Regions from separate parts of the Mus musculus genome. Here regions 1, 2, 3, 4 and 6 are each linked to region 5. The links are chromatin loops, found by intact Hi-C in ENCODE. Cell type or tissue: left cerebral cortex. All regions are shown on one strand. Region 1 overlaps Snx30 (sorting nexin family member 30). Region 2 holds the start of Ptbp3 (polypyrimidine tract binding protein 3). Region 3 overlaps Inip (INTS3 and NABP interacting protein). Region 4 overlaps Snx30 (sorting nexin family member 30). Region 5 overlaps Susd1 (sushi domain containing 1). Region 6 has its middle 12 kb from the start of Hsdl2.

The links. Hi-C counts contacts between places; a loop is a spot of excess contacts. Peaks named below come from ENCODE experiments on the same cell type or tissue, not always from the same donor. Only the 100,000 strongest peaks of a DNase experiment are listed, where the experiment ranks them.
Region 1: it touches region 5 in a loop (4-fold over the local background); 4 of 42 quality-filtered maps call a loop at or near these places.
Region 2: it touches region 5 in a loop (5-fold over the local background); 4 of 42 quality-filtered maps call a loop at or near these places.
Region 3: it touches region 5 in a loop (3-fold over the local background); 7 of 42 quality-filtered maps call a loop at or near these places.
Region 4: it touches region 5 in a loop (4-fold over the local background); 4 of 42 quality-filtered maps call a loop at or near these places.
Region 6: it touches region 5 in a loop (11-fold over the local background); 17 of 42 quality-filtered maps call a loop at or near these places.

What each region holds. Positions count from the first base shown.
Region 1 is chr4:59,868,490-59,873,489 of GRCm38, forward strand. The region is part of intron 3 of Snx30 (sorting nexin family member 30); the gene reads left to right. Among named protein-coding and RNA genes, the nearest start is that of Slc46a2, 44 kb to the right of the region's middle. In left cerebral cortex, a CTCF peak has its summit at 2,613 (motif pointing left); DNase peaks (open chromatin) are centred at 1,344, 1,995 and 2,606; H3K27ac peaks cover 504 bases.
Region 2 is chr4:59,546,375-59,551,374 of GRCm38, forward strand. It overlaps Ptbp3 (polypyrimidine tract binding protein 3), which reads right to left and starts at 2,990. Exons shown (of 14, transcript NM_178164.3): 1 at 2,774-2,990. In left cerebral cortex, no CTCF peak of the experiment used is centred here; DNase peaks (open chromatin) are centred at 1,063, 1,363, 2,481, 3,030 and 1 more place; H3K4me3 peaks cover 2,737 bases; H3K27ac peaks cover 1,239 bases.
Region 3 is chr4:59,778,526-59,783,525 of GRCm38, forward strand. Inip (INTS3 and NABP interacting protein) reads right to left here. Exons shown (of 5, transcript NM_001013577.1): 2 at 3,729-3,809. The coding sequence starts at 3,753. Among named protein-coding and RNA genes, the nearest start is that of Inip, 2.8 kb to the right of the region's middle. In left cerebral cortex, a CTCF peak has its summit at 2,236 (motif pointing left); DNase peaks (open chromatin) are centred at 2,245 and 4,902; H3K4me3 peaks cover 909 bases; H3K27ac peaks cover 216 bases.
Region 4 is chr4:59,857,129-59,862,128 of GRCm38, forward strand. Snx30 (sorting nexin family member 30) reads left to right here. Exons shown (of 9, transcript NM_172468.2): 2 at 317-508. Among named protein-coding and RNA genes, the nearest start is that of Snx30, 54 kb to the left of the region's middle. In left cerebral cortex, no CTCF peak of the experiment used is centred here; DNase peaks (open chromatin) are centred at 2,776 and 4,942; H3K27ac peaks cover 780 bases.
Region 5 is chr4:59,378,311-59,383,310 of GRCm38, forward strand. Susd1 (sushi domain containing 1) reads right to left here. Exons shown (of 17, transcript NM_001163288.2): 7 at 2,551-2,648; 8 at 1,289-1,475. Among named protein-coding and RNA genes, the nearest start is that of Susd1, 58 kb to the right of the region's middle. In left cerebral cortex, CTCF peaks have their summits at 2,914 and 4,080; DNase peaks (open chromatin) are centred at 1,163, 2,868, 3,875 and 3,991; H3K27ac peaks cover 1,114 bases.
Region 6 is chr4:59,566,622-59,571,621 of GRCm38, forward strand. No RefSeq gene overlaps it. Among named protein-coding and RNA genes, the nearest start is that of Hsdl2, 12 kb to the right of the region's middle. In left cerebral cortex, a CTCF peak has its summit at 3,110 (motif pointing left); a DNase peak (open chromatin) is centred at 3,107.

The DNA of each region.
Region 1 (5,000 bases), 490 kb after region 5:
AAGTGTCTCACACTCTCAGCTTCTACTCTGCACTGCCAGCCTGCTAGGTAAGGTGGGCTGGATTTTTACTTTTTTCTTTCCTCCCATCCTCCTTTCTTTCTTTTTTTTTAAAATTTTTAATATTTTTTATTACGTATTTTCCTCAATTACATTTCCAATGCTATCCCAAAAGTCCCCCATACCATCCCCCCATCCTCCTTTCTTTAAAAAAGAAAAAAAATACAAAACACTATTTATGTATGTGTGTGTGTATGTTTGTGCATGTGTATATGTCTGTGTGTGTTTCTGCACACACATGCATGTCATAACACACATTTGAAGTCAGAGTGCAACTTCAGGAGTTGGCTCTTGCTTTCCACCTGGTTGCATGGTTTCTCTTATTTCTGCTGCTCCCTGTAGTCCCGGCTGCTGGTGCGTGCGTGTGGTGAGTCTCCTGCCTCTGCCTCCCATCTCAGTTGCAGGAGTGCTGGGGTTGCAGATGTGCACCACTGCACACAGTTTCTCACATGGGTTCCAGAGACTGAACTTGGCCTATGGAGCTTTTCAGTTAGATCTTTTACTACCTGAGCCATCTCCCCGCTCCCTGTCTCTGTCTCTCCATCTGTCCTCTGTCTCTGTCTGTCTCTCTCTTATGTGGTACTGAGGGTTAAACCAGGGCACTCATACTTGCTCTTCATATGCTCTATACCGAGTTGGACCCCTACTCTTTGAGGCAGAGTTTTACTAAGCTACTCAAGCTGGCCTTGAGCTCATTTTGTAGCCTAGGAGAGCTTTGAACTTGGAGGCAGCGTTAGCTCCTTCAGTATTTAGGACTACAGGATTACACCACCCTGCTCAAGTTTCTTTTTCCCAGTACAAGATATTATCTTATTTCTCAAGCTGGCCCAGAACTCACTATCTAACCCAAGTTAGCGTCAAGCCTGTGGCAATCCTCCTGCCTCAGCCCTGTGTACAGCTATGGTGCCTGGCTCTGATTTTCACTTGTATTATTACTGTCTGTCTCTGTCTGTCTCTGTCTGTCTGTCTTTATTTTTTTTGAAAAGGGAAATATCCCAATACCCCACCTCTTTAAAAGACTGAAGTTTGGTAGCTGGGCATTCTGGTTTACATCTATAATTCTGGCACTGAGGAGGTAGAGGCAGGAGTATTACTGTGAGTTCAAGGTCATCTTGGGCTACATAATGAGTTCCATCAAGTCTCTGCTACTGTACGAGACAGTGTCTGGAAAAACAAACAACAACAAAAAGCAAAAAGATTGATGCTTGGAAGTGAGTCTCACCGACCAAAACTGCTTTTCCCACTTGGCAGACATTCTTCTTGAGGTTTGGCTGCCTACCAAGAAGGCAAAGCCGACGCTTCAGATTGTGGCCAATGGGGACAGGAATCTGGCACACCATCCCTTCACAACCACAGTTTTTTATTTAAAACTCAAGCAAGAAAACCACTCACTCCTCTGTACTGAAGCAACGTGAATGGACCCACCCCGTACAACTCCCTGCCCCCCCCTTCTAAAATGGGTGATAACTAAAATTTTAAAGACCTAATAATCAATATACATTGGGTAGTTTTCCAAGGCCTTTAAGTTAAGATAATTATTACTTGTCTTTGGAGACTTTAGGAAAGTTTAGAGCGTATGACTATTCAAAGGCCAATTTATCCTTTGACAAGACCTTGATTGACTAACCCCAGGGGCTGCCCAGTTCCCAGTCGTATCTTCACCTTCTCACCTCTGTCACCCACCATGGCTATGTGTGCAGTGAATACTGGATGTTTGTAGGGTTTTGAGGTAAGGTGATCCCTGTGGCCAGGACAGGGCTGGAGGCAATGGGGCCCGCAGGAATCCGCTGTCCCCAGACTTCTCTTTTGCCACCCTAAGTCCTGTCTGGTCTTTTGAGTCTGCTTCTTTACTTTTCTGCCCTCCAGTCACTTAAGAACGTGCCTGAAAAAGAAGCAGCCATTTTAAAGCAGTCGGAACAAGACCTTAAAATAGAATCCTACTTGGCCAAATTGGCAGCTAGTGGTAATTTTTTTTAAACATATGCTTTTTATTTCAGAAGAGTTTTCGGGTTATTGTAAAAATAGGAGAACAGGGTTTCCCATACTCAGTACCCAGTTGCATTCATGGCTAACATTCTGCACAGATGTGAAATGCTTGTCCCAGTTAATGGGCTAGCTGGCGTCATCATTTGATAAGCTTTGTTTACTCGGTACTTTATTCCGAGGTGAGTATTTTGCCTGATGTGTTTCATTCCAGGCTCCCTACCAGGACATCGGTCATACATAACCCCTTTGGCAGTTTTTGCTTGTAACAGTTTCTCAAGTTTTCCTGGTCTTTGACAACCTTTGACAGTTTTGGGGTTTGCTAGCAAGGTTCAGTGGACATTTGTCTCAAGGTTTTCTTGGTTAGACCATGAAGATGGAGTAAGGTGTTTAGGAGTAGAAAGCCACCGCAGTAAACTGTTAATCCAGGTCACATGACTTAGGGGTTTCTGTTCTCTCTTTGCTCTTTGCAGGGAAACTGTTGCCCAAGCCCTGCTCCCCTCTTGGCTGTTCTGTTTCTTTTCTTTCTGGTTTGGCACTTGAGACTCAAAAGCTCGAGAGTGACACCTGCTGGTAAAATGTAGTGCCACCAGTCTGTAGCTCCCACGAGGCAGTGTATGTGTCTCTGGAGGATCCAGATAGTCTTCTGTAGTCTCCAGTGGCTGGGCAGTGTGGTGGGCAGGGAAGTGCTTTAGAAGCAGGCAGAGACTTAAGTTTCTTCACAAGACCTTGACCCTTAGCTGAAGTAGAGAGATTTAATTCAGGGAAGTATTTCTGTTTAAATAGAGAAGTCAAATGAGGAATGAACACATCATCCTACAGAAACTGTTAGAAGTCACCTCTCAGTATCTAAGCAGCAGCTGCGTCCTCACTAGACCCGGTAGCTAATCTTGGTAGGAACGTAGATAGGGTGAAGAATTTTAAGATAGACAAGGGACCTCTGCCTGAGAACTGAGTGTCGCCTGTAAACAGAGGCGGCTGTCTCATCAGCGCAGAGGTTAAGAGCACTTGCTCTTCTTGCAGAGGACCCAGGTTCTCAACATGTGCATGGTGGCTCACAGCTGAGTATAACTCCAGTTCCAGGGATCCGGCATCCTCTGGTATCCACAGTCACTGGGCACACATAGGAAACATAGACATACATGTAGGTAGAACCCCCATACACATAAAAATATATTTTTTAAAGAAATCTGAACTAAACCTTAACAAAAATGGAGAACTAGGTAAGTGTGCGGCATAATTATTGTTTAGGTTTTGTTGTCTCCTTTAACAGAGAATTTATTTTTAAATTCTTTATTAGACTTATTTTATGCGTGTTTTGCCTGCATATATGCATGTGTACCATATGTGTGCTTGGTGTCCAAGGAGCTCACAAGAATAGATCTCTAGGAACTGCAGTTACAGATGGTTGTGAATCAGCACACGGATGCTGGAATCAAACCCATGTCCTCTGAAGGCACAAGTGCTCTTCATCACTGAGTTCTGTTTTGTTTTGTTTTGTTTTGTTTTATTTTGATACAAGGTTTCTCTGTGTAGTCCTGGCCATCCTGAACTTTCTCTGGCCTCTAACTCAGAGATTTACCTGCCTCTGCCTCCTGAGTGCTGGGATTAAAGGCATGCGCCATCACCACCTGTCTAAGACCTTATTTTTACTTTTATGTACATATGTGTGTGCCCATGGAGGTCAGAAAGGGGAGCCATATTCCTTGGGGACAGAATTCTACATAGGTGACTGTGAGCTGCCCCATGTGGGTGCTGGAAACTCAGTCTGGGCCCTCAGCAAGAGCTGAATGCACTCTTAGCCACCGAGCCTTCTCTCTGGCCCCATGATCCCTCCTTTTTAAAAAGTCCCACGGAAGCCACATCTGCACAGCCCAGTCATTTGAAATGTACGTTTCAAAGCTTTAGTGTATTCAGATTTGTAGAACAACCAACAAATCAGTGTCAGGACCTTTTAGCACCCCAGAGGGAAACCTCAAAGTCCTCGCTGTCACTGTCCTCTCTGGAGCCTGGTGGCCTCACCTCTGTCTCTCAGGTGTCGTCTTCTTTCTTACATTCAGCATGTTCCAAGGGTCACTCACAGTGGAGCACTGGCTAGGACTTCCTTCTTACCGTAAGGTGATAGTCTGTGTGTGAGCATACCACATTTTGTCTGCCCACCCTCAAATGGAATTTTGTTTGTTTTCTCCTTTGGCTCTTAGGCATAATACTGTTACAGACATTTGTGTATAAGTCTTCCTGTGGCCAAGTATTATTTATATGGATGCAGACCTAGGAGTATAATTACTAAATTATATGTTATTCTGCATGTAATCATTCGAGGTACTGCCAGCCTTTTGACATCCCCTCACATGGTGTGTGAGTTCTGGTTTCTCTACATCTTCACAAACAATGATTATTATCTGTCTTTAATTATAGCTGTCCTAGTGGGTGTGAGGTGATATCATAATGTGATTTTTTTTTTAAATTTGCATTTGCCTGACAACTGAGAACATCCTTTGATGTTCTTGGTGGATATTTGCATGTCTTCTTAGAGAAATGTCTGTTCCATTTAATTTCTTAGAGATTTATTTTAGTTATGTATATGTTTGTGGGTATGTGAGTGCCAGTGTCCTTGGAAGCCAGAGGTGTGGATGTCCCTTGTCACTGGAGCTGGAGTTACAGGTGGTTGTGAGTCACCAGACATGGGTACTAGGAAGCAAACCTGTGCCATCTATTTAGTCCCCTCTTTGCCCCTTTAAAAATTAACTCTGTGTGCGTGTAAGTAAGTAAGTAAATAAAGGAACTTTAGAATCTATTCAAATTGGTTGTGAAACCTAGGGGACGGTGGTCTTGAGGCATCTGTCAGTTTACTTCTCTCTATCTTAGATTAGCTGTTGTTAAACGTGAGGATGGCTGTGCTTTCTGATTTGACTGCTGAGGCGGGGAGTGTGGAGATAAAACCATTTCTTGAAAAGAAT
Region 2 (5,000 bases), 170 kb after region 5:
CAACATCAACGCAAGAAACAAATTACTCTCTAGTGTGTAGGAAAGAACAGTTGTGCTTCAATACAATAAGCATGTGTTTATCTCACTTTGACAAGTCCAAACCGAAACTGAAATCATCAAAGTTCATTCTTTTAAATCATTGACAGGAGTGATCACACCCTGAAGCCTCGGTAAAACAGAACCTGGGCTTGAACTTTACAGCCACAAAAAGCATCTTGTAAGTCAGCTTCATATCACCCGAAAGCCTCACAAAAGCATGACTGTCTCCCAGGCTAATAACTACAAGCATCAGTTTGTACACACCATTCAGATTTACTATTTTAAAAATGTTATCCATCAATACTGTTCTGAATACAAAAAACCATGGTAGAAATGAACATGAACGAACACACAAACACACAAGAACATACATGAACACACACACACAGGGATGGGGGGGGGGAGGCAGAGAGCTGGGATTCGAGGAGGAACTAAAAATATGTTGGCTAGTATGCTTTGTTTTTTTTGTTTTTGTTTTTTAACTACTCAGAATAAAGGAAATGGGCTTTTTGCAAGCTGTGGGAAAATGAAATTTAATAAGCTTGCCTGGGGCATAGGTCACTATATTAAAAGCGACACTCTATAAGATAATGTGTGAAAACTCCTATGCAGCTATACCAAAACTGGCCTCTTCTATAGCTTCAGTTAGCAGTTTAGCTCCATATTTCCTAAAAGAAAGCTACACATCAGTTCTGTATTACGTTACTAATCAATAGAGTCATAATTTCCTAAAGGTATGTAAACTTGCCTTTGCATCAAGTGGTATAAACTTCACTGTTTTAAACAATAACCATTCCTTTTTTTCCTTGTGGAGTCCTGAAACTTGTATTCATTTCTCTGAAACGTAAGCCTGATAAATAGCTGATACACTAGACTTTTTACGAGTGTGTAATAGTATCTTTGCTGGTCCTGATGTACAAAACAACATTTCCCCATTTGAATGCCTCCGTCTGCATCACCGGCTTCTTAGCTTTAATTCCACAAGCAAGGCAAAGTTCTTAAAAACTATCAACAAGTCAGTTTGGGAAGGCTAGGGCAGAGAAGTATGAGCAGAATGAATGAGGTGGTGTGTGTGTGTCTATGTGAAACATTTTAAAACCTGTTACTTTGTAAGCCAACTAAAAAGGTAATTTTTAACAAGATGTAGTAAGTAGCAAATGCTCACTAAAAGCCTATGGATTCTCTGTTCTGGATCAGATAAACCGTAGATGCTGAATAAGGGTGACTATTCCTAGTCACCCTTGCCCCCCACCATTGCGCTGTGGGGGAGGAGCTTGCACTTCACAGTGAAGAAGCGAACAGTCAAGCCCTTTAAATCTCACCACACAAAAAGCTAACTTGTTTCCCCACACCCGAAGTTGAACCTTCTGAAGACGAACACTTCATAGCCCTTCCTGAACTGATATAATGGCACTTATGGCATAAATCACTGAAAGTTATTTCACACGTAAAATGAATCAGAGTCGGGTAATGAGAAGCCAATGCTCAAGGTGAAGCGTTCGCTCGCAAAGTAGCTCCCATTAAATAAAAATACTTTAAAGAGCATCACAACCATAAATCAAAATCTAAAATTGCACTTTGATATCTGCAGCAGTGTGCAATCTGCATTCAAATGAGATAAACCATATATCACAATATTGTGAAATTAAGATAAACGAAACCTAACGAGGGCAAAAATTGTAAAATTCTAGTGTCCTCACTTAAACACGTATGATCAACTACGCGGCAAGTTACTAAATGTATTTTACTTTTCAAACAAGTTATATGCTCCACCATTCCGCAGTTTATAGAATCCTTGTCAACAAAAGTCGGCGGGGGAGGGGGTTAAGGAACAACTCAAACGGCAAAGGTTTAAATAAATAAAAGGTGGAATTTCTAATTGACTTGGAGTTGTTGGTGGTTTTTTTTAATCTTGACTATATGACCCTCAATTCACGCTTTTTATTAAAATACATCAGGTCCTGCCCCATGTTCCAGAGTTCCCAGAGAAATTACGAGCTCGGAAAAGGTGACTGTAAATCTTTTTTTTTTTTTCTTTTTTCTTTTTTTTTTCCCCCTTTTAGTCACAGACCCCATTTAAACCGAGCAGTTGAAAGCGCCCGGAAATCTACACTTACACAATATCTGACATCGCCCGAGGCGAATTCACGAAGTTTCTTGGGGGTGGGGAACGAAGAGGAAGCGTCCCTGGTGATAAAGTGCAGACGCTCGGTATTTAGAAGTGGTTAACGTATCTCACAGCCCAAATCGGGAGACCCCGCCGGTTCCGAGACCCGCACGGGCCCGCAGTTCGAGACCCGGTCGCCGCCCAGACGGCTGTCGCCGCTCGCCCGGGCCCGCCGCCGGGGGAAAGCTCCGCCGCGCGCCCCACCCCACCGGTAAACAGCAACTCCCCGAGCGCCGCGGCCGCCTCAGCCTCCGCCCCCGCCAGCGCCGCGCACCATTTTCTGAGAGGAAGTGTGGGGAGTCCGGCCCGGCACCCCGGCCCTGGCTCGTCTCTGCTTCCCGAAGGCGCCCCGAGGCTGCGAGGGGCGGACGTGACGGGGGCGCCGCGCGCAGGAAGCGGAGACCGCGGCGGACAGACCCCCGCGCTCCCAAGGTCCCTGCCGTCGGGCTTAGCCCCGGGCCGCTCCTCCGCTAGCCGGCGTCGCGCCCTGCTCCCCGGCCTCGGCGGGACGCGTCGCCGAGAGGAAACGAGGCCAGCGCAGCCCCGGAACGGCCACCCGGCACTTACCCATCCATGGCCCAGATGGAGGAGCGCGTTGTGCGGGGATTGACGGGCTCACCGCGGGCGGAGAAAGCGGGCGGCGGCTCCGGGAAACCAGCGAGCGGAGCCGCTCCGCAGCTCCGGCCGGTCAGAGGTGGAAGGAAGAGTGGGAAACAGGGGCGGGGACCGGGCACGCTCTCGCCAGCGCCGCGCCCCCGCCCTCCCGGCCCGCGAGCGCGTTCCCGCCTCGCCTGGCCCCGCCCCCTCGGCGTCGACGCCCTCCCGGGGCTCGGCTGGACTCCAGGGCGCCCTCTTCCCGCCTTCGCCTCTTTGCCCCGCCCCGACACCACCACCCCCGCCCATGCCTCCGCGCGCGTGCGCGCCCCCCGCCCAGCGTCGCGCCTGCGTTCGCGGGAACGCGCGCCTTGTGCTTCCCGCTTCGCGACTCGCCCTCCTACAAGCCCGCGGGCCTTCCGGCTCCCGGGACTCAGGCTTAGGGCCCTGAACGGTGCTGGCTAGAAAAGCCTGGGGACCCCAGGGAACTTTTGAAGCAGAGCAGAGTTACTACTGGCGGGCGACACTGCTGGCAGCACGGCAGGGGACCCGCGCGACGTCCACGGGGCAGGGGTGGACAGTGGTCTTTCCGGACCTGAGAGCAGCGACGGTAGCCTGTCCGCCAGACCCTGACCTCCGAGACCTGCACTGGACGGATAGGTGTGGTTGGGAAAGAAATGAAGTAGATGAGACTGCCCAGGACTGAAGTCCATCTTCACTTTCACACGGTTTTAATCTGAGTGCTTTTCTACCCAACAATCAAATACTAAAAGAAACTTTCATTGCATAGCTATTTAATGGCCATTACAATGCCAGTATTTTATAAGTTTATTTATTCATCCTTCCGCGGGGCGGGGCTGGGGGAGCCTGATTGGAAAGGATTAATGTTTTCCCAGGTACGCGAGAGATCTCCGAAATTTCACAGCCAGAAAATGTTTTGTTTGCACCAAAACCCTTTCCTCTAGTATGAGCAAAACCAAGTTACACGTAAAACGTAAAACAGCTATTTAGTACATATAATGTGTATAACTAGTGAGAACACACGTTCCCCCTCTTTCAAAGCACATCTACTTCTGAACGAACGGAATGCTTTTTCAATTCACAGATCATTGAAATTTGAGCCATTTAAGCCATGTCTTCAAAGTCTGCCCACACCATTTCAAAGGAAGTAACAACTTCAATCTCTTTCCTGATTACCTACTTTAAAATAAGTAGACACTTCTTTAAAAAAAAAAAAAAAAAAAAGTATAACCAGCTTGCAATTCAGGAAGGTCATTTTTAAAGAAATTTCAGTTCCCCTTTTCAAGAAGATGTCAAAAAACATTTTGTATGTTAAATCTAAACATTAAGTTTAGAAACATTTCCACCCTACATTGCCACATGGGATTTTAAAATAGCAACTTGGTATATAGGCACATAACTGTGCCTATAATTCCTACCTGAGTTTAAGGCTACCTTGAGCTACATAGTATGTTTCAGGCCATCCTAGGTCACAGAAAAATAAAGTAATAATAAAATGTCAGAGAAAAGCAGCGGACCAGGTGGTGATAGCACATGACTTTAATCCCAGCACTCACTCAGGAGAAGAAGGGAGAGGAGAGAAGAGGAAGGGAGAGAGAAGAGGAAGGGAGAGAGAAGCAGCCGATGGAGTGTTCTATTGCTGTATTTGAGGTATATTTTATAATAAATTTCCCTGTTTGTTTGTTTGTGTTTGTTTTTAGTTAGTTGCTTGGTTTTTCAAGATAGGGTTGAGATCTCTGTGTAGCCCTGGCTGTCCTGAAACTTACTCTGTAGACCAGGCTGGCCTTGAACTTTGACATATGCCTGCCTACTTTAACTATTTTTAATTACAATATTTTAATTTACTTCATTTTAATACCCCATAGTACTTCATGATTTAATGTGCCATATTTTATTTAAGTTTTTTTCCAAAATAGTGGATGCCTAAATTATTTGTAGCTATTCAAAATAATTAACAATGCCACACAAAACATCACATAGCTATGACCACATATGGTTACATCTATGGAATATAATATTATAGATAGAATTCCAGAACAAAGGGTATAAGCACATCAAATTTGATAAATACCATGAAGGTAATTCTAAAACCAATATGCCAATTTACAAGGTTTTTAAAATAATGACTGTGTAACAGCTCTAACTGTCCTAGAATTCACTTTGTAGCGCAGTCTGACCT
Region 3 (5,000 bases), 400 kb after region 5:
AGCTAAAAAGAGACTGGGAGAGGGAGAAAGACACAGAGAGGGAGAAAGACAAGAGGAGATTCCCAGAATTACAGCTTGAGTAACTGTTAGGCTACTCAACTATTTATTAGGCTTTTGAAATTCCCAGGTGCTTTTATTTATGGAGGGTTTACACTATATGACAACTAACTTTTAAAAATAAGTTCGGCCGGGCAGTGGTGGCGCACGCCTGTAATCCAGCACTTGGGAGGCAGAGGCAGGTGGATTTCTCAGTTCAAGACCAGCCTGGTCTACAGAGTGAGTTCCAGGACAGCCAGGACTGCGCAGAGAAGCCCTGTCTCAAAAAAACAAAACAAAAACAAACAAACAAAAAAAAGTTCCTATCCAGCACTGAATGTTTCGTCTTAGAAAATTTTTGAAAGGATTTTTGCTTTGCCTTTGTAATTATTGCTTTATAAACATACATAATACCCCAGAATGCTTTCAAATAAAAGAAATATCAAGTCTATACGTTGCTCAACTGTAATGAAAATTTAAAGAGTATAATAGTTGTTACCTTGAGCTGGGTATAATGATAATACTGAAACCCCAGTACTTGAAGGCAGTGCTATGTTGTCACAACCTAGAGGCCACCCTGGTTTATACCTTCAGTTTAAAGCCACCCAGCAAGGCATCTCAAAACAAACAAGAAAAACTAACAGTTTATTTATGTAACAATTTCTTTTTTCTTTTCTTTTTGTAGTAGTTGAAGATGATCTCTCATTTTTGATCTTCCTGCCTCCACCTCCCAAGTGCTGAGAATACAATTAAAAGCTACCACATGTGAAAACCAAAGTTATCTTTTAAATTTTAATTTACTGATCCATAAAACTCTGCCTCTGAACTGTAAGGCCCTTGCCCAAGGACAGATGGTTCCTGAGATATAACAAGCCACACATACACTGTTCTTAACTATTCTCACAAATCTACCCAGTGTGCTTAACTACCTTCTAGGCTCTCCCAATAAAGCCAATAATTAAGTAAGTACAATGGATATTTGGCCCTTGCACCAGAGACATTAATGAATTATAAGGCATATACTAACACTCATTTAAAAAAAAAATCATGTTTCTTCAGATGCAGAGACCTACAGCCAAACATTAGAGAGAGCTTGGGGAACCACAAGAAAACCTACAAAAATCAACTAACCTTGGCCCTTAGAAACTACTGCCAATCAGAGAGCATGCATGCCTGGGACAAGCCTAGGCCTTCTGCACCTGTGTAACAGTTGTGCAGCTTTGTCTTCATGTGGGACTCCTAACAGCCGGAGGAGGAGCTGTCTCTGACTGTTACCTGACTGCTGTTGGACCCTGTCCACTAATTGGGCTGCCTTGTCTAGCCTCAGTAGGAGGAGATGTGCCTAGTCTTACTGCAGCTTGATATGCCAAGGTGGGTCGATATCCATAAGATTCCCTCCCCTCTTCTGTGGAGATATGGGGGAGGGGATATGAAAGAGAGGAAATGGGAGAAGAGGAGGGGAGGAAGCCATAATCTGTATGTAAAATGAATAAATAAAAATAAAAATAAAATAAAATGTATACTTTAAAATGTAAAAAAAGAAAATCATGTTTCTTTCCGTTACTATTTAAGATAACCAAGGCATTTGATAATCAACCTCCATCTAATTTCTATGCACACAAACAACAGAGAAGTAGAGATGTTATACTAAAGGTGGTAAAATACAATGAAGATTTAAAATTTTTATTGAGGAGCTGCAGAGATGACTCAGCAATCAAGAGCTGCGGTTGCTATTTCAGAAGACCGAGGTTTGATTGCCAGCACCCATACGTCTAGGGGAGTGGAGATTGTCTAGCCTCCAAGGGCAATGCATGCATGGAGGCAATACAGGCAAAACATTCAAACGTGTGAGAGTTCCAGGCTAGCCAGATGGCAATGGTCCCAGCACCCTGGATACACAGACAGGCATATCCTTGTAAATTTGACGCCACCCTTGTCTACAGAGTGAATTCCAGGATAGCCAGAGCTACATGGAGAAACTCTGTCTTGAAAAACAAAAACAAAGAAAGCAAAAGAACAAAACCAAACAAAAACCCTGGCCAAGCCAGGTCTATACAGTAAAGACCCTATCTCAAAACAAATAAATGAACATCAACAAGTATTAATTTTTAAAAAACTTTTGAGCATCAATGAATATTAATTTTTTAAACTTTTCACTGAAAATCTTCAAGTCTATAGAACATGATATAGACTCCCCCTGCTGGTGTCCAATAGCAGCAGCTCCATGGTGATACCAACAGAATTCCTAACGGCAATGAAAGTCAAATGACTTAACCAACTAGTTACTCTTTAGGTTTTGGATGCTTCATAGTAGATCTGACTATGAGCCAACAAAAAGCTACACTAACAGGGGTTGTTCCTACTGTAATTGCAGAGAGAAAAGTTAGAATGAGATAATTTATATGTTTTTATTGTGTGGCTTTTTTTAGTATTTTTTTTTTCTTTCCTAAATGGATTTCTCATAGTTTTCATTGTGGTTCAGTTTGGGCAGAGGTTGGGGGGTACTGAGGATCAAATACAAATTACTTTAATCTGAACCTTTCAAAAGAAGTTAAGAGACCATAAATACAACCTTTACCTGAGATGATGAATCAAACATACCTAAAAGTCAAATGGTTCGGGCCTGATGTGGAAAGAGACCTGTTTCAATTATTGGCATAAAAATACTTACAAAATGATAGCTAATACCTTTACCAGGTGTGGTGGCACATGCTTTTGATTCCAGCACTAGGGAGGCAGGCAGAGCTCTATGTTGGAGGCCAGCCTAGTCTACATAGTGTGTTCCAGGCAGCCAAGACTACATACCTTGTCTCAAAAAAAAAAAAAAAAAAAAAAAAAAAAAGAATCTGGCCATACTTGTAAGCCTAAGCAATTAAGAGGTTGACACAAGTCCAAGACATAGCCCTCAGAAAGCTAAAAACACGTGAATACATTTTTATTTCAACAAAACATTTTTTAAAAATTTCCTTAACAGCAACTTGTACCTAACCTGATTTGATTAAAAACGTAACAGGTGAAATGACTGAAACTTTTATAGCAATGAAGATAAAGGCATGGTTATTATCTGACAACGGTTTTAAAAGCAAGAAAACAGATGCCAGAGGATACAGTTTATGATGTGGGCTGGGGAGGTGGTTCAGTGGTTAAGCACTTGTTCCCAAAAATCATGAGGACCAGGGTTTAGATCCCGAGAACCCACATATATGTAGCATAATTTCAGCCTTGGAAGGCAGAGAGGGGAACGGTAGAGAAAGCTGGCTAGCGAGAGTAGCCAATGGGCAAGCCCTGGATTTGACTGAGAGACCCTGCCTCAATGAATTAGGTGCAAAGTGCTGGAAGATGATCCTCGATGTTAACCTCTAGTCTCCACATGCACGCCCACCCCTACACACACATGCACCCATACACATGCAAACATGCAGATACACAGATGCACGCTATACAAAAGTAAATAGAAGGAAAAAAGTTTACGATGTGAATCACTAATCTTGACAGGTTAAAGTAAAGAATTAGTAATGTTAAAAAATATGTTGCTAATACAGTGCTAAACTGATTTTAAATTGGGAGATTCCACTTTGCTATTCATAATTCTGGATGCAGTAACTGCTCTATACTAAATTTTCTCTACCTCAAATATATTTACTGTATGGGAGAACGTTCCTAGTAATAACAGAAGTCCCAGCATGCATTACCTTGTCCTGAAGGATTTGCTGCCATCTTCCTATTCTGGGTCAATTATATTCAGTGGCCACTGATCAGGACTTTACAATCATCTGTAAAAAAATTTTTGTGCACACATAAAATGCACTGGCCTTAAATTACAGACTCAAAAAAGAACAGCTAGGCTGAGTTTGGTTTCTTAGTCTCTTAAGAAAGATACACGTAAAAAACACAGACTTAAATCAGAAATTTAGCTCTGCAAATTCCTCATGCACTTCATTAAATGAACATTTTTTTTTTCTAGGACTTAAGTTGTTAATACCAACATTTAGCATAACTTTTAATTTACATCATCAAGATGTATTTACCAAATATATCAACCTTTTGTAAAGTATCCACATAATCAGTGCTAGGAAGAAAAATAAAATTCTATAAAAAGCACTCTCCGTTCATTTAAAAAACAAATTCCAGCATTTGCTGTGCTGGTGAAAGAAAGAAGGAAAGAAAGAACCAACCAACCTAACAAGTATCTACTCTGCGCCATATATTGTGTAAGATGTGTCCCCAAAAATGTTTTTTAATGAGCATTTTTATGTACGTGGAGGCCAACAGTCACAAAACTAGTAAGGAAACCTGGACTCCTGGTTCCTTTGTGTGTGTGGTGCATGTGTGAGCAGGGCAGGAAAAGGCATCAGATGCCTTGTGCTATCACTCTCTACCTTCTTCCCTTGAAAACAGGGTCTCTCACTGAGCCCGGAGCTAGGCTGCCACCCTCACCGATCCTCCGTCTCTGCCTTCCCTCAGCTCTGGGGTGCAGGTGTCTGTCTTCGGCCATGGATGCCGGGAGATTCCAACACAGACCCTAATGCTTGGGCAAGTGCTCTTACCGGCTGAGCCACCTCTCCAACCCCAAGCCTGCTCATCTCTAAGTTTAGAAATAAAAGTTTTGCATTTGGCCACGCCGGAATCACAAGACAAACTCCTCGACCCTTGAGTTTCATTCAAGTAATCACACGGGATTGGGGATGGAGGGGGCGGGGGAAGGAAAACTAATTTAACAAATGTGCTCTTTAAAAACGTGACCGCGCATAGCGGTAATTCCAGCCCTCTGGAAGATGAGGCAGAAGAACCCCGAGTACCCGGCCAACCAGGGCTACACAGCCCGACCCTGACTCAAAACAAAACAAGGCGCGAACGGGATTGCGGAAGTAGAGAACTATTGTTGAGCGAAGACACGAGCTCTAAGCAGATGCCGGGTGGAAAGGACTCGCGTCTCCCACGGCTGGGGCTGGAGCACGGCATGG
Region 4 (5,000 bases), 480 kb after region 5:
TTGATTAATGATTAATGTGGGAAGGCCACACTCACTGTAAGAGGTGCCATCCTTGGGCAGGTGATCCTGGGGTGTTCTCAAAAAGCAGGCCGAGCACGCCATGGAGAACAAGTCAGTAAGCAGCGTCCCTCCATGGCCTCCGTTCCAGCTCCTGGTTGAGGTCTTCCTTTGACCTGTTCATTTGAGACACGTGGAGTGAACAGAAGCACTGGGGCTGTCAAAGTTGTTGTTGAGGTGTTTCTGCGGTGGCTGCGGCAGCTGTGGTTGGTGAGGTTCTCCATCCCTGTGGTCTAAGGATGCTCTTCTCTTCCTCCAGGATCTCATCTTGCCCAACGGTGGTACTCCAGCAGGCACTGCCAGCCCAGCTTCTTCATCTTCCCTTCTGAACAGACTTCAGCTTGATGATGACATTGATGGTGAAGCCAGAGATCTCTTTGTCACAGTTGATGATCCTAAGAAGCACGTCTGCACAATGGAGACCTACATCACATACAGGATCACCACCAAAGTAGGTCTTGTTTCAGAATGTCGGGGTTCAGACATGTGCTTTTGTGTTTGGTCAGTTGACACAGGCCAGGCTCATCTGGAGGAGGGATCTCCAATTAAGGAGATGCCTCTATAAGACTGCCTGTTGGTAAGTATGTGGAGCATTTTCTTAATTAATGATTGGCATAGTCTCAGCCCAGTATAGGTGGTGCCACCCCTGGGCAGGTGGTCCTGTGATGTATAAGGTAACAAACATGAGCCTCCAGAAGCAAGCCAGTAAGCAGCCTTCCTCCAAGGTTTCTGCATCAATTCCTGCCTCTAAGCTCCTATTGGGATGTGTATGCCAAATAGACCCTCTCCTTCCAAAGTTTGGTCCTGGTGTTTTATCACAGCCGTAGGAATCAGCCTAGAACAGTGTGAACTGAGATCCTCTTAGAACCTAGAGCAGTGCTCTTCATGAACTGGGGTCCTCCCAGAACCGCAGTGCCCTTTGTGGACTGAGACCCTCCCTCTGCCTGTGCTTCGTCTCCTCTGGTTACTCTTACTATAGTTATGGGATAGAATGATTATATTAAAAGCTAAAAGGATTATATACTTTTTTATTCTTAAAATGAGGAGAAGTTATGGCTGAAGTAGTTTAAATTAAACATTTAATCCCCATGATACCTCTGTGTCATATGCCAGTTTTGCTTAATGTGTCCATTTCACAATATGCATGGCCTTATATCCACTTAAATCTGTAGTGAGACCCTGGTTGTAATTTGGCCTAAATGTAGTTAAAGACAGAAGGGGCCTGAACCTAAGCCTTGTGACGGCCTGCCATGCCTTCTACCAGACAGACAGGGGACAGTTTTCACAGCAATCCTAAAAGGCTTTTGTTAGTTAGAATTTTATAGGTGAGGAAACTGAATAACTTGTATGGGGCTACAAAATTGTTAAGTATGTTTCTAACATGAAACTTTAAGACTACAGTGTTCCCATTCTTTATATAATTTCCTTGTAAAAGAATACTTTAATTCTTACTCTTTGGCGGAAGGGTGGGGATAGATCCTAGCGCCTTATGCCTGCTGGGCAGATAAGCACTCCACCACTGAGCCCCATCCCTAGGCTGTGTTGTTTTTCATGCAGGGTTTCTTGACTGGCAGTATCCATCTTTTGGGATGAGCAACACTTTCTGTAGGATGTGTAGTGACACCCCTAGGCTCTGTCACTAGGTACTTGTAGCTGTTTCCAACTATCTCCAACTCCCTTTGTGACAATCAAATATATTCAGACACTGCCAGATATCTGCTGGGGATCAAGGTTGCTCCTTAATAGGAAATTGCTGATCTAAATCATCTCTATTACTAAGGAGAAAATTCTTACCATCACTTTGTATTTTATAATTTAAAAGTACTTTACAAAAAGCAAAAAGACAGGGAAGAGGGATGGGGACCTGGCAGAGTGGGGTGGGGCGGGGAGAACTTGGTAGGGTTAGGAGGGATTAAGAGGGAGGTAGCGAATGTGACCAGGATATGTGTGTGTGTGTGTGTGTGTGTGTGTGTACACATATGTATGTATGTATGTATGTAGTAAGTGCTTTAGTCAGGAAAGCATTCTTTTTCTGTTTTTCCTTTACCACAAATCACATACTGTGGAAAGAATTACAGATGTTTCATGAAGTTTTATGGGTGGTGTTAGTAGCTCAGATAAACTGCATCTCTCTTCTTCTTCTTCAGTCCTCAGCCTCTCACACCCCAGTTATATTGGGAATTGAACTTGGGGCTTCACTCATGCCAGGCAAGTGCAGTACCACTGAGCCATGTTCCTGGCCTCCTTTTTACTTCAATTAAGAAAATGGTTTATTAATGATTTTTTTTTGGGGGGGGGCTGGAGCAAGGTCTTGCTGTGTGTAGCCCAGGTTGACCTTGAACTCGTGATCCTCTAGGGTGACAGGGTGTGCCTCTATACCCAACAAACTTTTTTTTAATTGTAAAATTTTGGTAGGTTCTATACCTGTTTAAATTATTAGGAAAGATAAACAAAATGAAATATGTTCACATATTTCTTCATCTTTTATTGGATGGAAATACTGTGTTTTAAAATCACACAAATAGTTTAACTGGTTGTAAAACACAAACAAATACAGAGGCGCAAGCCTGGCCTCCCTGTTCTCCTCGGCTGACAATCTTCTCACCAGAAGCAGCCGTTGCTGCAGTGGTGTGCCTCCACTTCTTTCATTTACGGCACACACGTAGAGTACACACAGTGTGGGTTCCAGTGCGTGTGCGCTCTTGCTTTTCCTCCCACTGGACAGTGCTGCTGAGGCCCTTCTGCTCGCATCGTTATGCTTAGCTCACTCTCTGGGCCTCTGCCTGATTATGCAACGATTATACAAATGTCTTTTTAAAAAAAAATTTTTGGTGGACATTTAAACCATTCTCAGCTTTTTAAAGTCACCCCACCCCGTCTTTTCGCACCTGGCTCCCAAGCACAGGTCTGAGTGAGGGCCTGGGGTGATTTGCATAGCTCCAGGAATTCTTAGCATTTGTTACCTCTCCCTCGGGGTGAGGTTACTTTTCACCCTGCAGTCAGTAAAACACAAAACCTGCTTTTCTTGATTGGGTACATAAGCAAGCGGCCTGGTGGCAGGGTGACTGCCTTGCTGGCAAGCAGCCCTTATGCACCCTGACAGTTTTCTACACTGCTTGATTCCTGTACCCTGCAGTCCTATTCCTGGCCACACACAGTAAAGAGATCCTGCAGGGCTTACCCGACTCACTGGCTAATGCACCTGCTATCGCTCCCCCATCTCTCCTCTCCTTGCTCCATCCTAGCCTACCCCTCCCCTCTGCATTCTTATCTCTGTCCTTTCTCCTGGGGTTATTTGATTCCTTGTAACTGAGAAACTGCCATTTCCAAATTATATCCTGGTTTTCCACTGGGGTGAGCAGTCACTGCTGAGACCTTACGTTTTATTATCATGATAGGTAGTGACATCTGGGAATGAGAAAGAGGAGGATGAGGTCACAAGATCCTGCACTGGGACTTGCATTCTGCTGAGGACCTCAGACAGCTGGTGCAGGGCAGGCGGTGCTACAGGTTCAAGGCTCTGATTCCAGATCCTCTAAATGATGAGTGTGGTGGTGATTGATAAATGATCTCTCCACCAGTAAAATGGGCCAATTCAAGCCAGATTAAAAATATATAAATGCAGGTTTATTGGGAAGGTGTCCTGGGTGGGTGAGTTTGATGGCCCCAAGGAAGGAGACCAGGGAAGTCGCCATGGGGAAAGAGAGAGGAGAGAGTGAAGAGAACGTGTGCTTGCTCACAAAGAAGGAAGAAGGGGCTGGGAAGAGGATAGAGAAGAAGAGGAAGAGGAGGAGGAGGAAGAAAAGGAGGAAAAGGGAGAAAAGGAGGAGGAGGAAAAACCAAAATGTCTGAGTTATACAGCAAAGAGCCTCTGGAAGAAGGGCAGCCCAGCCCTTGGGCTAGAGAGTTCAGGGTTGGGGGCAGGGTATGCCAGGTAGGGACTGAAGGATGCTGGGAGAACCTGGAGGCTAGGTCTGCTTTGGTATGTAAAATATGCACCTCATCTGCTTGTTCTGGGGCCTGAAACCAACTGATGGTGGTGGTGGTAGTGGTGGTGGGGTTGGTGGTGGTGGTGAGAGACAGGGTCTCACTATGTAGCCCTGCCTGGTCTGGAACTCACAGAGATCTGCCCACCTCTGGCTCTTAAATACTGCGACTAAAGGTGTGTGTTATTATGCCCCTAATTCAGACTGTTTCTTTTTTTAATGTTTAACATTTTACTTTATATGTATGAGTGTTTTGCCTGCATGCATGTCTAGGTACCATCTGCATGTCTGGTGCCCTTTGGAGGCCAAAGCCAGCGTTGGATGCCCTGGTACTGGCGCTGCAGATGATCATGAGCTGCTGCGTGGGTGCTGAGGCGCAAACCTGGTCTTTGGAGTCATCCACCAGTCTTGTCCACTGAGCTACCTCTCTGGCCCCTCTAATTCAGATTCCTGACGACTGGTACAGAGCCATATTGCCTGAGCTGAAATTAGCTGAAGGCATTTTGTTATGGAGTGCTCCATCAAATCTCTACGGTTCTTGTCTTCCTCTGTGACCTGGAGGTCAGCACAGCCCCTTCTCAGGGCTGGAACCTCCTGGCTGTTTTCTCTTCAGCCTCTTAGAAAGTCACAACACAGTAACAGCTAATTAATTATTGGACACTTAACCACGTGTCTATCCATTTTGTGGTGGAAATTTCAATTTTTATTTTATGTACTTAATCTGTTGTAGAAAACAGAAAAGGAAAGTAAGCTAAAATAATACAATGCAAACATGCCCATAAACTCAGTCAGAAGTAACTGTGGGATGCCTCTGTTCTTTCATGAAAATGAGCATTTGTGTGCAGCCAGCTCATTACTGCACTGCAGATGCTGTTCTGTGCTAGCAAGTTCCAGGCAGCACGCTTGCTGTCATCTGAGACTAGAGTCCTGTTCTCTCCACGGGATCGTTGGTTTTGT
Region 5 (5,000 bases):
TGACAGTGACCATAGAGGTCACAATAGGACATGGGCTTCCCCAGAACTGGGGTTACAGTGTTGTGAGCTGCCACGTGGGTACTGTGGACGGACCCTCTGCAAGCAGAGTAAGTACTGTCTACTAAGCTGACTCTCTGGTCCTGAAGTCTCTGCAAAACAGAACCCATGTGAGCTGTGCAGGCAGCATTGTTGGCAAAGTGCTTGCTGCACCAGCCTGAGCATAAAGTTCACACAACTCACTCTGATTATGGAATATTTTTTAAATCCCATAAATTATATGCAGTGATCTATTCCTACTTTTCGCATACAAGCCTGTTTTTGTACATGCATGTGTTTATATGTGTGTATGGTTGCGTGTGTCTAGGGTGCATGTGTGTGCAGAGGAGCCAGAGGTCAACTCTGGGTGCCCTGAATTATTTATGTTTAACAAAAGGTCTCTCACTGAGCCTGGAACTCACTGGCTGGCCAGCAAGCCCCAGGCATCCTGTCTGCCAGCGCTGAGATTTCAGATACATGACTGACTATTCAGGGCTTTGAACACAGGTGCTGGGCATCCAAACTCAGGTCTTTATGCTACGTGCCCAGCACTTTACTAACTGAGCTGAGCCATCATCCCAGCCCCTATTCCTCTTTCTCTTTTTTCTTTTAGACATGGTTTCACTAAGCAGCCCTGACTGGCCTGGAACTTTCTTTATAGATGAGGCTGCCCTCGAACTCACAGAAACCCACTTGACTACAGAGTGCGAGGATTAAAGGCATGCACTACAACATCTGGCTCCTGCTCCTACTTCTTAATGCTCCTCTGGGTCCACTCCCCCATTCAACCAATATGGACCCCTCTGCACCCTCGGGCTGCCTCCTGCTCCCGCGTAACCACTGTTAGCCGATTCAGCAGCCAGACCAGTTCATAGTAAATAAGAAGCCACCCTTCAGCTCCTCTGTTCCTCCTCTTTCTTAAGCAAAGGAAAGAAAGGGCTGTTGGGCTTTCTAGCAAATATAAGCTGTAAGATCCTCTATCTCTTGTAGATCTGGAAACCCATGACATCATCATCTAATGTTCCTTCTGCTACCACCACTTGTCTCCAAGGACTCAGCTGAGAAACAGTTGCCAGCGCCATTCAGCTGGACCTCAACAGAATAAGAATTTTTCCTACTACGCCTACTCTGGCTCTACCCACGGAGTAGCTTCATCCCTCTGCCCACACCAACAGAAATCCCCTCCCCTCTTGGTTCTCCACATCTGTGCTCAGGACTCCCCAGGAGGAAATGCCTCTTTCCCTTTACCTACCAGGGGTCTGGAAGCCAAGGATGGCGGGCACAGAGCGCCTGGGAGGGGCTGCAGAAATGCTTATGGTGTAATTGGTTCCTTGTTGGAGGTGCAGGCACACTTCTGGGGTTCTGCTGTCTGTGGTCACATTGACTGTCTCCTCATAAACTGATTCCGCAGCATCCGGCTGCTGTCTTTCAACGCGTATCTTTAGAAGAGGAAAGACAAGAGAATCCACCATGACTCCAGTCAGAATAACGGAGGCTTTATGGTGCTGAGCGCTGTTTCTCTGAGGGTCCCATCTTAGATACTATGTAACCCCGGAGTTGAATAACCACGGAGGAGAGAGAGGGCCTGCTCTGCCATCAGGTACCTGAGGACCAGGCCTAATCATCCCAGGAACCAATGAGACCTAAGCTGAGACAGAAGTGAGAATTCATGGCTCTTCTGACCACAAAAGATCAACAATAAAAGGAAGTTCTCCTGCCAAATCAGCACGTGCGTCCAGCCTTCTCTGGGGCAGGAAAGCACAAGTGCTTGGAAACGAGCAATAAAGAGAATGCCAAACAGAAATGCCAGTCCCACACTCATACCTGGTCAGATGGCATACATGCTAGATGTGAAATATGTGTATAGCTCAAAAATCCCACCCATTTTTTAAAACAGGGCAATAGAACCAGAAAACAATTAGACTGACTAAGAACCTTCATATTTCTCATTGAAACCGTATAGCTGGAAGATAGCAGCACTAAACAGTGTGGTTTAGTTGGTGTTTTCCTAGTTATAGAAGCATCATTGGTTTGCCTTCCACCATGGTCACCTGCGTGATAACAGTGTTCACGGCCTGCTAGAGAAAACAATTCTTTTCTAAATGAATGGAGGTTGAAAGCATCTTCTAACCTTGTCTTGGCCTTTGTGTTGGCTCTAACTGAAACGTTGATGTGTGTTTTCAAGAATCTCTGTTTAAGAAGATGTGCCAAGGAACGGAGACTTGCATATTCAAGCAAGAGTCTACACCAGCTTATACCAAGTAATTAACTGTGTGCTGTTTCATGAGTTACACTATCTGTAGCTTGTTACTATACATTTGCAAACAAATATGGTTTCACTTTGTGTGACTGAAGGAAGGAAGAGGAGCCAGCAGAAGGAAAGGAAGGAGATGGTGGGTGGTGGGGAAGGAGGAGGGAAAATGGGGGAGGGGAAGTGAAGCGCCTATAGGCAAGTTCTTTTGGCTCATATTTCCATTTCTGCATTTGCAAGGTAAAGCACCTCCCTTTGCTTACCAAGTACACGATCCTGGCGTTCACTCTCTCTGGACTTATTTGCCATCTCACACAGGTGTCATTAAACACCAACACATCATGAATTTCTATCATTATTTCTAGAATAGAAAAATAAATAAATAAAAGAATTGACACATGAACCTCAACCATGGGCTTTGGGGAGCTCCTGGTGGACTCGGGGCCTCTGTCCAGCTGGTATCTCGGCTGCTCACCAGTCACGCGCTGGTTCGGATGCTGAATTGAGCAATTCAAGCAATCCCAGATGGTTCATCATGAATGAGCCTGGCCCATTGCCTGACCAGGCAAAAAAAGGAAAAGATTCCTGCCTGCGGGTGGGGAAGGGCTCCAACTGTGATTAGTCTGATGGGCCACTGGATGCCACTGCTGTTCCACTCAGAGGCTGCAGCGAGGCCCAGAAATGAGCTCCGACTGGAAGCTTCCTTAAGGCATACAGGAGAGAGCTACTGCTCCTCGCTCCTCTCAGCCTGGGTGGTAGGCATTCACTCAGGTGACTGCAGAATCCCAAGGGGGAAGTGGCATGTGTTACCATGAAGGACGGTCCCTCAGGTGAAGCTTGGGGCAAAGAAGTAAGTTCTCCACAGAGTTCCTGGTCACCCACGGTCTCCTCTAGCAGAAGCCATGGGATCCTGATCTGGTGAGAAGCCAGATTTCTCCCACTTGTGCTGGTTCTAAAAAACCTTGCACTTCAGTGATGACTCTGGCAGTGTGGGAAAACACTCGACTCCCTTAAGTAGCACAGTTTCCAAGGGGCGCTGCTATCCAACTACTTAAAAGTTGTTCAGCATGGCATGGGGGAACCTACCTTTTCACTTCTTAAAGTCAAATCTCTGACAGATAACTAAAGCTATTTCTCTTTGCAAATGGCATGATCTTAGATGCAGACACCTAAAGAATTCAAACCCTAAAAAACAAACAAACAAACCCATAAACCTATGAAGGCCAGGAAAGGAGTCCGGGAATGATGCAGGACATAAGGTAAATATGCGTTTCTGTACACTAGGAACAGATGATTAAAGGATAATAAAACAACTTTCTTTTACAATAAGATCAAAAAGGAGGGGAAAAATAACAACAAATACCCATTTTAAGTTAGGCATTGCTCTATCATTCCTGGAGACAAGAATTGCCATTCCATCCAAAAAGAATATTCCATGACCCTGTTTGAGCTTTCCTGCGGAGCCAGACACTTCCCAGGTTCTTAAGTCTAATGTATGCCAGCCCTGCATACACCTTGGCAACGTGACTGTTTCTTGCCTCCTGCTCTGGGGTTTCCTTTCTGTGGCTCACGCACTCCAGCACATGCAGCCTGGAAGGGGAGAGGAGTTAAATCCCCTGGGGATCGGCACTAGTGAACCAGCTATTGCCCTTTTTGTCCCTGGAGGCACTGTCATAAGTGACTGAGTTTCCACAGCCTTTCAGAAAGTTGTATCCGCAGTGGAGCAGTGTCCCGTACCCAGAGGAGATCCAGATGCTGCCGCACCGCCCTGCCCAGGGAGACCCGGATGCTGCAGCGCCCTCTACCCAGGGAGACCCGGATGCTGCAGCGCCCCGCCCCCCGCCCCCTCAGAGAGTCCAGGATGTTGTAGCATCCTCATACTGTTTCTTTCTTTCTCTTAGTTAGTTCTGTTGGTCCCCAATCCTGCTTCCTGAGTCTTTACTCCCCATTAATGTAATAATACGCACTTCTGGTTCTGTTTGGGGAAAAACTAACTCAAGACCGCCATCAAGATAAGTGAGAAGAGACTTACCACACAGGCACAAGGAGTTGTGTCTGAGCCTCAGACCCGATGTTCATTTGTTTCCTGTTCACTTATTTATTTACTGTAATCAGCTTGATGGGCCACTAGATACCACTGGAATCTACTCTGGGATGCTGGAGCGAGGCCCAGAACTGGACTTAGCATTATATGCTTACACTAGGAAAGTGGAGACTGATGGATAGATCCCTGTCCCATCTAGTAGGTGAGATCAGAGTAGTGAGAGATCTCATTTCAAAAGCCCAAGTTTGGTTCCCAGCACCCACACCCACATCAAACAGTTCACAACCACCTATAAGATCAGCTCCAAGGGATTTGACACAGGCACCTCTAGTCACTGCACACAGACACATCATTAAAAATAATAAAACTTTTTAAAGTTAAAAAACAAAACAGATGGCTACCGTGGAACAATACCCAAAGTTGACCTCTCTGGCTTACACACACACACACACACACATACACACACACACACACACACACACACACACACACACACACACACACAGGGGGAGGGTGGAGAAATGAGAATGATAATTCAATAATTCTTTACCTCAGGAAATGATACACCATTGATACTCCTTTTATTGGCTAAGAACAGATTTAGCCACCATGAGGAACAAGGAACCTGGGCCGGAAACACCCGTAGGTTAACATAATTCTCTTGTACAG
Region 6 (5,000 bases), 190 kb after region 5:
CATGGTGTTTGGAAAGAGTGTAAATAGGACTCAGCAGACAGTGACAATACAACTGCATAGCTCTTTGTTGGTCTTGCGTCTTCACTGGTCTTCACTTTGTGAGAGAGGCATGGCAGAGAACTCCAGCTGGTCCTGGTCGCTTCCACTGACTCCTGCTGATTTGGTGGATGCCTGGCAGTTTCTGCTGGATCGTGCCACCACTGCTGATTCATGCTTTCTATCCTGACACCACTGAACTGGACTGCTGGCATCCTGACAAATGGAGATTGAAATGACCCCAATGAACTACTTCTAAACAGGTCCGCATCCCCTTGTCCAAATCTTTTCTCCCTACCTTTGGACAGTGAGCTAGATAGAAAGGAGAGTCAAAGCATTTGAGAACCCTTATTAAAGTAGGTTTTTAAAAAAATCTAAGCCTATGGATAACTAGAACTTGAAGCACCCTATGATCCAGTAATCCACTTAAAATCTACACACTAAAGATCAATGTATATGTTTAATATATCTGTACTCACACATATTGCAGCCAAGAAATGGTTCATGCCTGCAGTCCCAGTACTCAGAAAGCTGCCATCAATTTAAGGCTAGCCTGGACCTCAAAAATAAGACCTGCAGGGCGTGGTGGCACATGCCTTTAATCCCAGCACTTGGGAGGCAGAGGCAGGCAGATTTCTGAGTTCGAGGCCAGCCTGGTCTACAAAGTGAGTTCCAGGACAGCCAAGGCTACAGAGAAATCCTGTCTCGAAAAAAAAGAAAAAAGAAAAAAAAAAAAAAAAGCCCTGCATGCATTATCTTCCCTTTATAGTTGCTATCTATTCTCTCACGTTTTTGTGTTCTCAAAAAACAACAAAAAAAGCAAACTTCTGTTTGTTTTTTTATGAGCTCGAATCTTACTTGGAGTCCAGGGCTTGCCTGAAACTCACTACCTTCTTGACTTAGCCCCCCAATCAGTGAATTACAGGCATGGATCACCACAACCCGCTTTTGATAATGTTCTCCATAGCCATGTCTTTTCTTTGTAGGAGAGACACTGAGATCCTGGACAGCGTGTTGTTGTTTTTCCTTTAACCTCCTCAGCCTTTGTTTTGCAGGCTGTTGCTACTGCCGTTCATGACATTTGCACTCTAGATTTTTCTCCGTGGTGTTGCAAACCATCACAACAACTTGCCCTCTGGAGATTTTCAGCAATTTTAAGGGACAGTTTTTGGCTGTTCAAACTCAGAACTGGCAATGGATGAGGCAAAGTTACACAACAGTGTCATGTATCTAGTGCTGCTCAGCTAGCTCTCCTTGTAAAATAGGTTAGAGTGGTAGACTTTATGTTAGGTGTGTTTTACTATAGTAAGTGGATAAACTGGCAAAGGGTGCTATTGGCATCTATAGATTACAGACCAGGAAGTTATTGAACTTATTATATAACGCCCACAATAGCCTTCTACACAAGAATTATTTAACCACAAAGGCCAACCATTAAGGTTGGGAAATCTTGCTGTCAGTTATTAGCTGTGTCATGAAAAATATACATGTGATTATCCATCGAGCAAACAGTTTTACTTTCAGAAATATATGGTAGAGAAATAGGGGTGCTGAGCAAGAGTACACACATGTCCAAATATTTTTTATGGCAACACTTTATCATAGAGACAAGTCTGAAAATACCTAAATGTCTTAAATTTGTGTTTCACCGCAGATACAAAGGATTACATTAATTTGGAACACACTCAGATGAAGACAGACTATAAACTGCTTTTAAACAGTTAAGGTAGGGAATTGATAAGAAAGTTCAGCAGGCAAAGGTGCTTGTCACAGAGAGGCATGGCTATCTAAGTTTGATCCTTGAAACTCCCTTAAAGGTTGGGTAGAGAACTAAGTCCACAAAGTTGAAGTCATCCTCTGACTTTTACACACTCACCCAGAGCACACACATCCACAGTCAAGTACACATGATGTACACACACACACACACACACACACACACGGTTAAGGTAGGTTTTTTTTGGGTATAAACATGGAAAGAGCTCTGTAATACACTCAGCAAAACAAAACCAGAAGTGGGCTTGCTAGTCCATGCCTGTAGCCCCAGAATTTGGAAGGCTGACATGGAAGAAGTGTGAGTTCCAGGCCAGCCAGGGCTACATAAAAAGACCCTATCTTAAACATTAAAAAAAAAAAAAAAAAAAAAAAAGAACAAAACTATGTTTTGATACAGTGTAGTTGATATAAAGTCTTCCCTCTGCTTTAAAGAGATGAAAAACGTAATGATAATATAAAGGCCAGTATTAGAAGAGGGTGCTCTCTCCCTTGCCTTTGGGATTACACATCATCACCAGGGAAATACAAATGACAGTACAGGGATGAGGATATCCTACAACATCGCATAACCCCTGACAGTAATGAAGCAAACAAGAGGAGACACAGGAATCCTATATGGAAGGTTGGTACCATAACAGAAGCAATTGCTACACTCGGAAAACTCCAGGGATTTCTCAGAAGGCGACTCTGGGGCAAAGCGACCTATCTTGTGTGAGAAGAAAACGAACATTTTCAAGAGACCCTTGACTCTCCTAAAGTCACTGAAAATATCTGCCCTTGGTCATAACATACAGTTAATTTTTTTTCTTTTTAAAAGATTTATTTTTTAATTAAAATTTTAAAAAATTCAAAACAATTTTAGTGTGTGTGTGTTTAAGCATATGAAGGTACCCATGGAGTCCAGAAGAGGAGGGCTTTAGATCGCATGAGTCTGGAATTACAGGTGGTTGTTAGCCACCAGATGGGGGAGCGTTTAAATACAAAGTATTATTATCTAGGTGCAGTATCTGTAATCTTAGCTCTTGAGAGGGAGAAGCAGGAACATTGAGCGCTCCAGGCCAATACATTTCTTTTAGGGATTTAAATGATCATTACATTATACATTCTATATAACATATTTTGTTTTCTCAAAACAGTTTTCTTTAAAGATTTTTTTTATCTATATGTATTCTTCTTGATGGCAGCTCTATAGGGAACCTCGTATTTTTTGCCTTAGCTCAAATTATAGTTGTCTATCGCGATGCTAACATTTTTCTGGTGGGCAAACTTGAATTTTAAAGAAACACCGCCACCTGGTGGTAGTTTGGACTGTTTGCTTTCATTTCTCTTTGGTGTGTGCATGGACGTCCTGGAGCTGGTGAGGCCGTTATTTGAGATTGTGAAACTGCTTCCTAATGCTTCTTGCACAGTTTTACATTCCTTGCTGCAATGTCTGAGGGTTCCAATTTCTCTAACCCCTGAACATTGGTTATTTTCTATCGTTTTGATTTTAGCCATTCTGTGGCTACAAAGTGAGGTAAATTCATGGTATTTGGTTGCATTAATGCTGCTGTGCGTTTCCCTGTCTGCGTGTTGACTGTTTGCTTGTCTTTGGGGAAGAATTTTCTATTCAGATCCTATGGAGGTTTTTTCTTTTGTTTCTGGAGATGGAGTGTCCCTGAGTGGCTTAGTCTGAAATCATAAATCATACTTTTGCACTCAAACGATCCTCTTGCCTCAGCCTCCAAGTGTTTCTAGATTTTTTTTTTTTTTTTTTGGTTTTTGGTTTGTTTGTTTGTTTGTTTGTTTTTTGGTTTTTTGAGACAGGGTTTTCTGTGTAGCCCTGGATGTCCTGGAACTCACTCTGTAGAACCAGGCTGGGTGTTTCTAGATCATTGATATTTTTTTTTTCAACTTAAAAATTTAGCTTTATTTTTATGTGTATGTCTGTGCACAATGCATGCATCGCTGCTCACAGAGCCAGAAGAGGACCTCTGAAACAGGCATTATAGACTGTTGTGAGCTGCCGTATGGGTGCTGGGAACGAATCTGAGGCCTCTGGAAGAGCTGCCAGTGTTCTAACCACTGAGGCATGGCTCCAGCTCTTCTTTGATCACTTTTTTAAAACTACATGCATGCACCTGTGTGCCACAGTGGCTACAACTTGGAGAAGCCCAGTTCTCCCCTTCCACCGAGCGCATTTAAACTCAGCTACTCAGGCTTTGCAAGCGCTTTTACCCACAGAGTCATTTCGGTAGCCCACTTTGTCCATTTAAAACTCTCTGGCCAGTTATCTTTCTTGCTATGTTGTGAGTTTTTCATAAATGCTAGATACGGGCTGGTGAGATGGCTCAGTGGGTAAGAGCACCCGATTGCTCTTCCGAAGGTCCAGAGTTCAAATCCCAGCAACCACATGGTGGCTCACAACCATCTGTAACGAGATCTGATTCCCTCTTCTGGAGTGTCTGAAGACAGCTACAATGTACTTACATATAATAAATAAATAAATCTTTAAAAAAAAAAATAAATGCTAGATACTAGTTCTTTATCATTTAGAAGATGTTAGATCTGGTTGGGTGCTCTATAGATCGCTCTACCACTTTGTTTTTCTTCTTTTCTAGATGGGGTTCTCATGTAACCAGGCTGGTACCAAACTCACTGTGAAGTCAAGAATGGCCCTGAGTTCCTCCTGATCCGCCTACCTCCTCTTCTCTAGTGCTCGGAGTGCAGCCGTGTCCCACCGTGCCCAGTCGTCTTTCCATTTCTTGATAGCATCTTTTGAAGCACAAAATACTTTGAGAGTGGCTGAAAAAAGTTGTTCAAAGACCTCAGGTGTGGTACCTGCTTGTAATTTCAGCCTCCGTTTCCCAGGCAAACTGGCTAGTAAGCCTAAGCCATATCTTTTGGTGAGCTCTGGGTTTGATTGAGAGACTGTCTCAAGGGCAACAACCCCTAGCCCCCCAGATGAATGCAAACACATGTGCACTACATAATTATACCCCCATCCATGTAAGAACATACAACACACACATAAAAACTGGGAAGGAGGGCACTTGGGAGGGAGAAAATAGATTTATGGAGTACCAGGTAAGGGGCAGGGAGCAGGTAGACAGTCCTATAACTAGAGGCCCCTCTGCCTATGAAGTTCTAATCTGCTGGACCCCAATACCTTTTATCTCTCTTGCTTGGGCTTCTGCTGCTGAATCAAA